Linked DNA regions of Homo sapiens: region 1 is linked to region 2. Evidence: chromatin loops called from intact Hi-C (ENCODE). Cell type or tissue: Caco-2. All regions are shown on one strand. Links, peaks and the distances in the headings refer to the core of each region. The heading gives the core; the rest is flanking DNA.

What was found. A loop is a pair of places that touch in the nucleus more often than their neighbours do. Peaks named below come from ENCODE experiments on the same cell type or tissue, not always from the same donor. Only the 100,000 strongest peaks of a DNase experiment are listed, where the experiment ranks them.
Region 1: a loop joins it to region 2, with 4 times the contacts of the local background. A loop is called at or near these places in 1 of 110 quality-filtered maps.

Annotation. Positions count from the first base shown.
Region 1 is chr10:26,374,623-26,380,008 of GRCh38, reverse strand. No RefSeq gene overlaps it. Among named protein-coding and RNA genes, the nearest start is that of APBB1IP, 61 kb to the left of the region's middle. In Caco-2, for the core only: no CTCF peak of the experiment used is centred there; a DNase peak (open chromatin) is centred at 2,488.
Region 2 is chr10:26,514,537-26,519,922 of GRCh38, reverse strand. All of the region lies in intron 8 of APBB1IP (amyloid beta precursor protein binding family B member 1 interacting protein), which reads right to left. Among named protein-coding and RNA genes, the nearest start is that of LINC03028, 62 kb to the left of the region's middle. In Caco-2, for the core only: no CTCF peak of the experiment used is centred there; a DNase peak (open chromatin) is centred at 3,072; H3K4me3 peaks cover 385 bases.

The sequences.
Region 1 (5,386 bases), core at 107-5,106, 140 kb after region 2:
CTCAAAGTAAGCCTCAGAAGTCCTCATCAGCTTTGCAGCCAAAGCAAAGACTACCATTGGTATGATCTTCACATACCTATTCAGCTTGTTTTGGATGTCTCATGACATAGAGCAGTGGCCACGAATGCACAGATTTCAACAGCAATGCAGTGTCAGTAACTGTCATCCTAGTTTAAAATGAACCATATCTTATCCACACATGACCAGCCTATTCCATGTTGGGAGGGCCGTGTGGTTCATGGAAGCTTACCAATAACAAGTTTGTTTTTAACCAGATTTTCTATTCCATGGGTGCCTCTGGTGGCCATGAAGGGTTTCCCTTGATCTCTTATATCAGCAAGAATGGTACAAATGTAAAACTGATGAATGTATGCAATCAGGTATCAATTACTCAGCCACAGTACTCTCTACTTTTGGACCAGTTTGGGGTCCAGGCCAGAGAGCTGATGGACGTTGAGATTCTCTCCCCTGCCGAGTGTCTTGTGTGCTGTTTTGGAGACAGCTCTGACGTGAGCATGTTTAATCTCCTCTGGATCCCATCAGCAATTTCTATGACTCTTTTAGCCACTGTTTCCAGGACAGAATTACCTACTGGACTATGTCCTGACAAATTATTGTGTTTCAATCTACTTATCTACTTAAATCTCAAGAGAAACAGACACATCTGGTCTGTTCTGGTTGATTTGCTTAGAAGTATGTTAGGTTTGCTGCAAACGGTGTTGTTAACATAGCTGATCCACTAGCGTAATATAGTTAACATTGCCTTAAATCAGTTGGCTCATGATGATATCCAGCCAGTTGCAATTGCGCAGCAAATGTGGTCAGATGCCCAAGGGAAGCCTGGAAGATGATGTAAGTCTTCTTTCTTCTTTTGAGACTCACAGCTGCACCATGATCACTGGTTTTCCTGGTTGTGTTCTTGGAAGAACCTATCAGTTTGCTCAAGACATGGGACTAGCATGTCTATTATACGGATTGCTACCCAATGTCCTTGGAAACTAGTAAAACCCTACTGAAATATTTTGAATTCTCCCGAAAGAGCACTACCCAGTGTTTACATATTGTGAAATCAACACTTAATAGGACTGGGCTTTTGAAATATATTTGAGTCATTGTCAGTGGGATCAACTCCATAAAAAGAAGACCAGTCTTTTTAAAAAAACCTATACAAAATATAGTCTTATTTCCTGAGAATTACAGCTAAAGAGATTTGGATTAAACATAAGCTCTAACTTCAACTAGTACAGTAAATTCAGGACTTTCTTACATTTACTGAACAAAAAAAAGTTACTAAATAAATGCCACAGAAATTATGTACACCTAACTTTGAGTCAAGCCAACATCTACTTGTATTTGTTTAAGCAAAGCTCATAAGAACACTTTAGCTGTAAGACATGTGGATACTTCTCACTTGTTCAGTTAACTATGATATTAATAAAAATGATAAGGCTTTTTATAAACTAAAGTTGTATTTACCAATGAAGTTCAACATGTAAATGCTGAAATGATTGATATTTGTTATGCTTTTATTTACTTTTTATCCCATTTATTTATACTCTCAATCTTTCTCTACTTTTTAAGAGTATTTTGGGCTTTCTTTCAAATATTTGGTTATATTTTATTATTTGCTTATTCATAGAACCCTCAAGGACTCTTGCCTTTTGCTGCTTACCTTTATCATTTTCTTTGCATTTTTTCCTCCCTGTAAGTCAGTCTTCAGAAGTTAGTGTTTAGTATACAGGTGGTTATAATAATTGCCATGCTTTTTTCTTTCTATTGAATCTGCCCTATAGAATTCCATTGTTTCTTTAAAATTCATAAAACTTGCAAATTTGTCATAAGGCTGGTACTATGGAGAAAATGTAGTATCCAGCTTAGTTGTGCATAGATCAGATTATTTGAAAGATGGTGGTTACTTATCACTGATGTTTTCACAGTAATGTGTGAGCATTCCTGTTTGCCTCTACAAACTCTGACTTGTTTATTGTTATATAACACTTAGGGAATCAGCAAAGTGCCTTTTTTCCCCTAGTCCTTAAGTCAGATAATGAGCAAAAAAGGCAGACTTCGTATCCGTAGAATAATCAAAGGAGCTTTATATGCCAAACTGAAATGTTTGGTACCAAAGCCTAGTTAAAAAATTATTCCTGGTTTCACCCATGAATGTGGGGAAAAGAAAGAGAGATCAGACTGTTACTGTGTCTATGTAGAAAGAAGTAGACATAAGAGACTCCATTTTGTTCTGTATAAGGAAAATTCTTCTGCCTTGAGATGCTGTTAATCTGTAACCCTATCCTCAACCCTATGCTCACAGAGACATGTGCTTTGTTGACTCAAGATTTAATGGATTTAGGGCTACTCAGGATGTGCTTTGTTAAACAAGTGCTTGAAGGCAGTATGCTTGTTAAAAGTCATCACCACTCTCTAATCTCAAGTACCCAATACGCTGTGGAAGGCCGCAGGGACCTCTGCCTAGGAAAGCGAGGTACTGTCCAAGGTTTCTCCCCATGTGATAGCCTGAGATATGGCCTCATGGGAAGGGAAAGACCTGACCATCCCCCAGCCCGACACCCGTAAAGTGTCTGTGCTGAGGAGGATTAGTAAAAGAGGAAGGCCTCTTTGCAGTTGAGATAAGAGGAAGGCATCTGTCTCCTGCTCGTCCCTGGGCAATGGGATGTCTTGGTGTAAAACCCAATTGTATGTTTCATCTACTGAGATAGGAGAAAACCGCCTTAAGGCTGGAGGTGAGACATGCTGGCGGCAATACTGCTCTTTAATGCACCGAGATGTTTATGTATGTGCACATCAAAGCACAGCACCTTTTTCTTAACCTTCTTTATGACACAGAGACATTTGTTCACATGTTTTCCTGCTGACCCTCTACCCGCTATTACCCTATCATCCTGCCACATCCCCCTCTCTGAGATGGTAGAGATAATGATCAATAAATACTGAGGGAAATCAGAGACTTGTGCCAGCGCAGGTCCTCTGTATGCTGAGCGCTGGTCCCCTGGGCCCACTTTTCTTTCTCTGTACTTTGTCTCTGTGTCTCTTTCTTTTCTCAGTCTCTTGTCCCACCCGATGAGAAACACCCACAAGTGTGGAGGGGCAGGCCACTCCTTCAATGAATAAGCAAGATCTCAACACTGTGCAGTAACTCTGGACTGAACACTACAGACATATAAGAGAGGGCTTGCGTCCTGGATGTGGCTGTGAAATAAAGGCTTGAGATGGAGCTGGAGGGTTGATAAGAAGTCAGTCTCTGATCTGTGATGCTGTGATTCTTAAGCCCGCTGCAGATGATGCTGTTGGCTCTGTGTGTGGCTTATTTTCAGCCACATTCAGTGGCAATGTGCCTGCCAGTCATGTTTGACATCAACTAGCACACTCAAGCCATGAATACTGAAGTCACTAAAAAACTACACATGTTTTGAAACATCAAAGATAGGAATATAGGATGTACCTGAAGTAGTCTAGGGCATTTTCATTCAAAAGACATAATTATTGTCTTGAAACTGGCTATTTAAATTCTTACATTTAAATATTTCTTAGTGGTTTTAATGCAATGCCTCCTATTCATGTATTTAATCTTATAAAAGCCAGTTTGCCATCAAGCGGTTTCTGATTAAATATATTTCAATATTTCTAGCCTTTTAGTAATGAGAGGCATTTATTAGGGTTATAAACAGTAAATTATCTGTTGAAACATCAGGAATGCTAAGTTGTACATGTTATGCATGTAAGTGAGCTCAACCCCTATATGTAAGAATTAAAGATACTCAAGGAATATATAATTTTTTTCTGAGACTTGTCATTCTTTCAAGCACACTTTAGGAATTGACTGGTATCTCAATCAGCTTGGGCTGAATTTCTTGCAGTTCTGGAGGCTAGAAAGTTCAAGATCAAGGTTTTGGCTGATTTGGTTTATGGTGAGAGCTCTCTTCCTGGCTTGCTGGTGGCTGCCTTCTTACTATGTCCCCACAGGGACTTTTCTCAGATGCATGAATCCTTGGAAGGGGAGGAAAGAGAGGAAGCTTTCAGGTGTCTCTTCTTCTAAGGACACTAATTCTATCAGATCAGAGCCCCACCCTTTTGACCTCATTTTACTTTAATTACCTCCTTAAAGTCCCTGTCTCCAAATATAGTCATACTAGGGGTTAGGGATTCAACATATACATTTTGGTGGACAAGAGGTGATAGATATTTAGTTAATAACACTTGGTAAACCACAGTTTCGCCTACAGAAGGCAAATTACCCTATAGACTGTTGTATGGAACTTTCACGTATGGTTGGGAACATTGACTTATGAGATAGTGTCATACTTGATGTTTGAATGATGACAGAGACATACCACAAATTTATAAGAAGTTGCTTTTGTTTTTTAGCCATTTACACCAAATGCGATAATATCAATGCCATTCTTTCACTGTGCGTGAGCTCATCAACTTTAAAGACAGTGCTATATCATTTCCTCTCATCACACTCCTAATAACCATTTGTTCAACAGTTAGCATGTGCCAGGAATTGCCTACAAGTTTTATCTTCCTTATTTTAACCTGTATGATAACTGTGTTTGGTAGGTAGTATTTTGCCCTCTTTATGGTGGCCTAGAGAAGTCAATGATTTGGCAAACTCATGGTGCTTTTTCTGATAGAGGCCTGATTTGAACCCTGTTTGGCCATCTCAAAGTCTATGCCCTTTTCTTCGTCTCATAGGGAAGTATTATGTGTCTGGGGATGTAATGGAACAAAAGGAGGTACTGCATTGAGATACTCCTACTTTGGGATTCTGGGCTGTATAGCCTTGTTCCTATTAACTGGTCAGGAGAGCCATAAGACTGCTCTATTTAACAGATGCCCAACACTGTTATTCTAGAGAAATTTTAAAAATAAATTTTTTAAATTTTTCAAGGAGTCATCTTGAGAATTGTAGCCTGTGTACAACTTCAATGATAGCATCATGGTAATGAAGGTCAGGCTGTGTTTCTGCAGAGCAATCTGGAGCTTAGTTTGAATGCCTTCATAGCCATGTTCACATTGACCTGAGAGTAAAATTTTGATGCTTTATTTTTCACTTGAGTAGCCCAGGTTAATGGCTTCTTAATAATTATAGTCAGTTTTTTTTTTGGTATCTGGTGGTACCTCAGGGCTACAATGCTGTAGCATGGACATTCACATCAGGATTTACCAACAATTATATGTTGAATAGAAAGTATCAAATGAACAACATAAAAGCAAAAGGTCAGCAGGTGCCAGAACAAATGCTGGGTATTGAGCATGGATGTGGACTTCTGACATGATTTAAGGCAGCTTTAAGGAAGTAGCAAGATAAAAATAAATTAGAGAAGGATGAATAGAGTTCCATCCAGTTTGGGGCCGTGCCTAC
Region 2 (5,386 bases), core at 71-5,070:
GAGCCATGACATCAATGAGAATGGTCACAGCCTGCTTCTCTCACTCTAAGGTCAGCAGGCAGAAGCCACTATGTATGCAGAGCACTGGCCAGAAGATAGATTCAAACACTGAGAAAATGGAAATACATTTACTTAAAATTGGCCACTTCAAAATTGCCTCCACTTCAATTTTGGTCTTTAAATTGGATTGTAGATTAGGAGAATGTATAAAAGTTGGCTTTTAAGAACATATTCTTGTGCAAAATAATTCATGAGGAGAATTTCTGCTTCCCGCTATGTTACAGTAGTAATGGTTTGGATTCATGGCCTGGCCCAAATTTCATCTCTAATTGTAATCCCCAGTGTTGGAAGTCGGGCCTGGTGGGAGGCAATTTCTAACAGTTTAGCACCATGTCTTTAGTGCTGTCTCATGATAGAGTTCTTAGGAGATCTGGGTGTTTAAAAGCATGTTGCATGCCCCTTCTCTCTCTTCCTCCTGCCCCAGCCATGTAAGGTGCTCACTCTCCTTCCCCTTTACCCTCTGCCATGATTGAAAGTTTCCTGAGGCCTCCCCAGAAGCAGATGCCACCATGCTTCCTGTACAGCTTGCAGAACCATGAGCCCATTAAACCTCTTTTCTTTTTTTCTTTTTGAGATGGAGTTTTGCTCTTGTTGCCCAGGCTGGAGTGCAGTGGCACGATCTTGGCTCACTACAACCTCTGTCTCCTGGGTTCAAGTGATTCTCCTGCCTCAGACTCCCTAGTAGCTGAGATTACAGATGCCCCCCACCCCACCCCACCCCCACCATGTCTGGCTAATTTTTGTATTTTTAGTAGAGACAGGGTTTCATCACGTTGGCCGGGCTGGTCTCGAACTCCTGATCTTAGGTGATCCACCCGCCTCAGCCTCCCAAATAAACCTCTTTTCTTTATAAATTACCTAGTCTCAGGTATTTCTTTATAGCAGTGTGAGAATGGCCCAATACAAGTAGCTTGCTGTACACAAAACCGCTAGAAATGCTGGATTTAATAAAAAATCTGTGTGAAGGCATTAGAGAGCTATTGAAGCAATTAGGACGCAAGAGGTCAAGATCTAAGACAGAAATGAACCATAAAGTGGTGTTCAGGTCTCCAGAAAGCCACACTTCCCCTCAGGGCATTTGTTGATGCTTAGTCTAGGGTGAGAGACTGGGAATCATGGCAAAGGATTTGAGCAGGCACTTCACAAAAGTGGGTATTCAAATGGATAATAAACATTTGACAAGATGCTACAATCACTGGCATCAGGAAAATTCAACTTAAAACCACAGAAGATGCCACTACAAACCCCTAGAATGGATAAAATTTAAAAACTAATGGTAACACCAAAGGCTATCAAGGATCTGGAACAACAGGAATTCTCATACAATGTTAATGGGAGGCTAAGTCATAGAATCTGTGTGAAAGCTGCTTGGCAGTATCTACTATAACTAAACATATTACCAGCCTGGCCAACATGGTGAAACCCCGTCTCTACTAAAAATACCAAAACTAGCCAGGTGTGGTGGTGAGTGCCTGTAGTCCCAGCTACTCGGGAGGCTGAGGCACGAGAATCACTTGAGCCAGGGAGGTGGAGGTTGCAGTGAGCTGAGATTGTGTCACTGCATTCCAGCCTGGGTGACAGAAGGACTCTTTAAAAAAAAAAAAAAAATAGGCTGGGCGCGGTGGCTCATGCCTGTAATCCCAGAACTTTGGGAGGCTGAGGCAGGCAGATCACATGAGGTGGAGCTCAAGACCAGTCTGGCCAACATGGTGAAACCCTGCCTGTACTAAAAATACAAAAATTAGCCAGGCATGGTGGTGGTTGCCTGTGATCCCAGCTGTGCAGGAGGCTGAGACAGGAGAATCGTTTGAACCCAGGAGGCAGAAGTTGCAGTGAGCCTAGATTGCACCACTGTATTCCAGCCTGGGTGACAGAGCAAGACTCAATCCCAAAAATGAAATAAAATAAAAAATAAAACTAAGCATATGCACAACCTGTGGTCCAGCAATTGCACCTATAGGTATATATGCAAGAGAAATGTCTACACATGTCCAACAAAAGACATGTACTGTATAAGAATGCTCCCAACAGCATTACTTGTTAAAGCCCCACGCTAGAAACAAGTCAAATATCCATCAGCAAGACAATGGATAAATAGGTTTTGGTATAGTCACACAATGGAATTCTAACAGTGAAAAAGAATAAGCTAGTGCTATGGGCAATAGCATGAATGAGAGTTGAGCCAAAGCAAAGCTAAACAAAACCAACCCGGGCAACATGGTGAGAGCCTGTCTCTCAAAAAAACAAAAACAAAACTTGGCCGGGTGTGATGGCCTGTGCCTGTGTTTCCGGCTACTCTGGTGGCTGAGGCGGGAGGCTTACTTCAGCCTGCAAGGTGGAGGTTGCAGTGAGCCAAGATCGTGCCACTGCAAGATCTGGCTGGGCAACAGAGCGAGACCCTGTCTCAAAAAGAAAGAAGTACTGTGATATAATTCCATTTCATATATAAAGTTCAAAAAGAGGAAATGCTAAGGAGATAGAGGCTAGAATCATGACGACCTTTGTAATGGGTAGTAAGGACTGGGAAGGGCCAGGAGGAAGGCCGCTGCAACTCCCTGAATGCTCTGTTATCTTCATGTGGGTGGTAATTACATGGGTTGGTTCACTTTGTAAAAATTCAGAGTGTACCATTATGATATGTGCACTAGTTCATTAGTTACCATGGCAAACTGCAGATGCCCACTGAAGGACTGAAAGACATGCCATCCCCAAAAATGCTAGATTGGTGCACTGATTACTTCTAGTTGAAAACATTGGAGAAACTGCGGTTCCAGAAAGGGTGAGCTGACCTCCTCTTCCTGCAGGCAGCAAGCCATCAAGATTCCTCTGGGAGGGGAACCCTCAGCATTTCGGGGCGAGAAAATAGCCCTTATCACCAGAGACTGGGAACGGGGCTGCAAAGGAGCTGAATAAATATACTCAACAAAGGAACCCTTATCTTCCACTATAGGTAAAGTAACCCTTATCTCCCCCCATATATCTTCTGGTGATGCCCTCTAGTGAAAGGAAAATAAAAACGCGGGACCCCAGTTCACGCTGCCAAAAGGAATAAAGTAAGCTGAAAGCTGAGTCATGCAAGACGTTGCCTTCCCTTTTGTTCCTAAACAGACAGCTACAAATAAAAGGTTAAATATCTCCACAGGGAGCAACTCTATGTTCATCTTATCTTCTGTGAAGTTCCAACTTACTGAGTGCGAGAGGAATACAGCCATTCACTCTTCCCCTACCTGCTCCTTTTCTCTTGCAATGTGTGCGTTACCACACCCCTCCCTCTTTCCCCTCCTTGACTTTTCCGCTTTACTTTTTTTTTTTTTTTTTTGAGATGGAGTCTTGCTCTGTCACCCAGGTTGAAGTGCAGTGGTGCTATCTCGGCTTACTGCATCCTCTGCCTCCTGGGTCCAAGCAATTCTCCCTTCCTCAGCCTCCCAAGTAGCTGAGATTACAGGAGCCCACCACCATGCCTGGCTAAGTTTTAAATTTTTAGTAGAGATGGGGTTTCTCTATGTTGGTCAAACTCCTGACCTCAAGTGATCCGCCTGCCTCAGCCTCCCAAAGTGCTGGATTACAGGCGGGAGCCACCGTGCCTGGCATCCCCTTTAAATATTGAAGCCCTCAAATTCATCTTTGGAGAAGGGCACAGACCACAGACTGTTTCTGTGATTCTGTTTGTTTGTTTGTTTGTTTTCTTCTGGGCATGTCCTTAAGCCTTGGCAAAAGAAACTTCTAAGCTGATTGAGACCTGTCACAGAGACTTTCCGGTTTACACTCCCCTAGAAACTTTACTGCCCCTAGCCAGATTCCCTTTGTTCTGTCATTTTTTTTTCAAATTTATTATTTGTTTAAAAAGTATAGAAGCATCTTGCCTCGGCCACTTCTTTAGACTTGACTCTTGTGAAGATCCCCATGTAGATGTAAAACTGATAAAAATGTGCATACTTTCCTCTTGTTAATCTCCCTGGTGTCAACTTGGTTTCTAGATCCAGCCTAAAGGGATATGGAGGTAATCCCTAATCCAGCCTAAACAGGTATGGAGGTAATCTCTGATCCAGCCTAATGGGATATGGAGGTAATCTCTGATCCAGCCTAAAGGGGTATGGAGGTAATATCTGATCCAGCCTAAAGGGGTATGGAGGTAATCTCCGGCTCTCCCACCATGGCTAATCTTAGTTATACAATAGCTATTCCTTCTCTTAGTTATACAATAGCATAGCCATGTTGCATGACTCTTGGGCATTATTTTTATAGATTCAAGGGGAAAGGTGCCTCATGGAGGAGTTATGCAAAGTGGTGGCCCTGAATGTAACTCCCTAGTTTTAGCTGTGCATATGGTTGTTCAGATAGACACTACATTTGTCAGCTTTCCTTGTAGCTCAGTGTCATTATGTAACTAATTTCTGGCCAATGGGATGGAAGCATAAATCTGAATGTGCATTTCCCCGGCTCTTCCCTCACTTCATATGGACTGGAAAATGGTGAGGCGGAAAAGCTAACATGGAACCAAAGATGGAAACCACATATCGAAAATGGCAGAGCCATTCTACTAGGTCTAGCTACCTGTGGCTGGACCAGTGCGTGAGAGAGAAATAAGCTTGTAGCTTGTTTGAACCACTGATTTAAGAGTCTCTTTGCTACAGCAATTTAGATGGTACCCTCACTAACGCAGTTGTTAAAGCATGCCATTGGGCTGGGTGCAGTGGCTCACACCTGGAATCCCAGCACTTTGGGAGGCCAAGGCGGGCGGATCACGAGGTCAGGAGATCAAGATCACCCTGGCCAACACGGTGAAACCCCATCTCTACTAAAATACAAAAAAAAAAAAAAAAATTAGCCGGGGGTGGTGTCATGCGCCTGTAGTCCCAGCTACTTGGGAGGCTGAGGCAGGGGAATCACCTGAACCCGGGAGGCAGAGGTTTCAGTGAGCCGAGATTGCACCACTGCACTCCAGCCTGGCAACAGAAGAAGACTTTGTCTAACAAAAAAAAAAGAAAAGAAAAAGAAAAAAGCATGGCATTGAAGGTAGTTAGGGGCGAAAAACTTTGTACTTTTAATACTATTTAATTGTTGTGTTGTCAGTCAGCCACCATACAACCTAGGGAAAACCCAGAAAATAGCATTTATAGGAGAAATTTTCCCGCAAGGAAGCTGCCCTAATTCTCCCTCTAGTGATATGACACTTTTTTTTTTTTAACCTGTAAAAGGGAAAGGTGTCTGGAAAATGGAGAGGAACTTCTTCACCTTTAACATTCTTTGATTTTCAAAAAGAAAGTAATGACCCTCACACAATTATAGTTGCTTGAGGCCACAGTTGGGAAAAATCCTGGACATG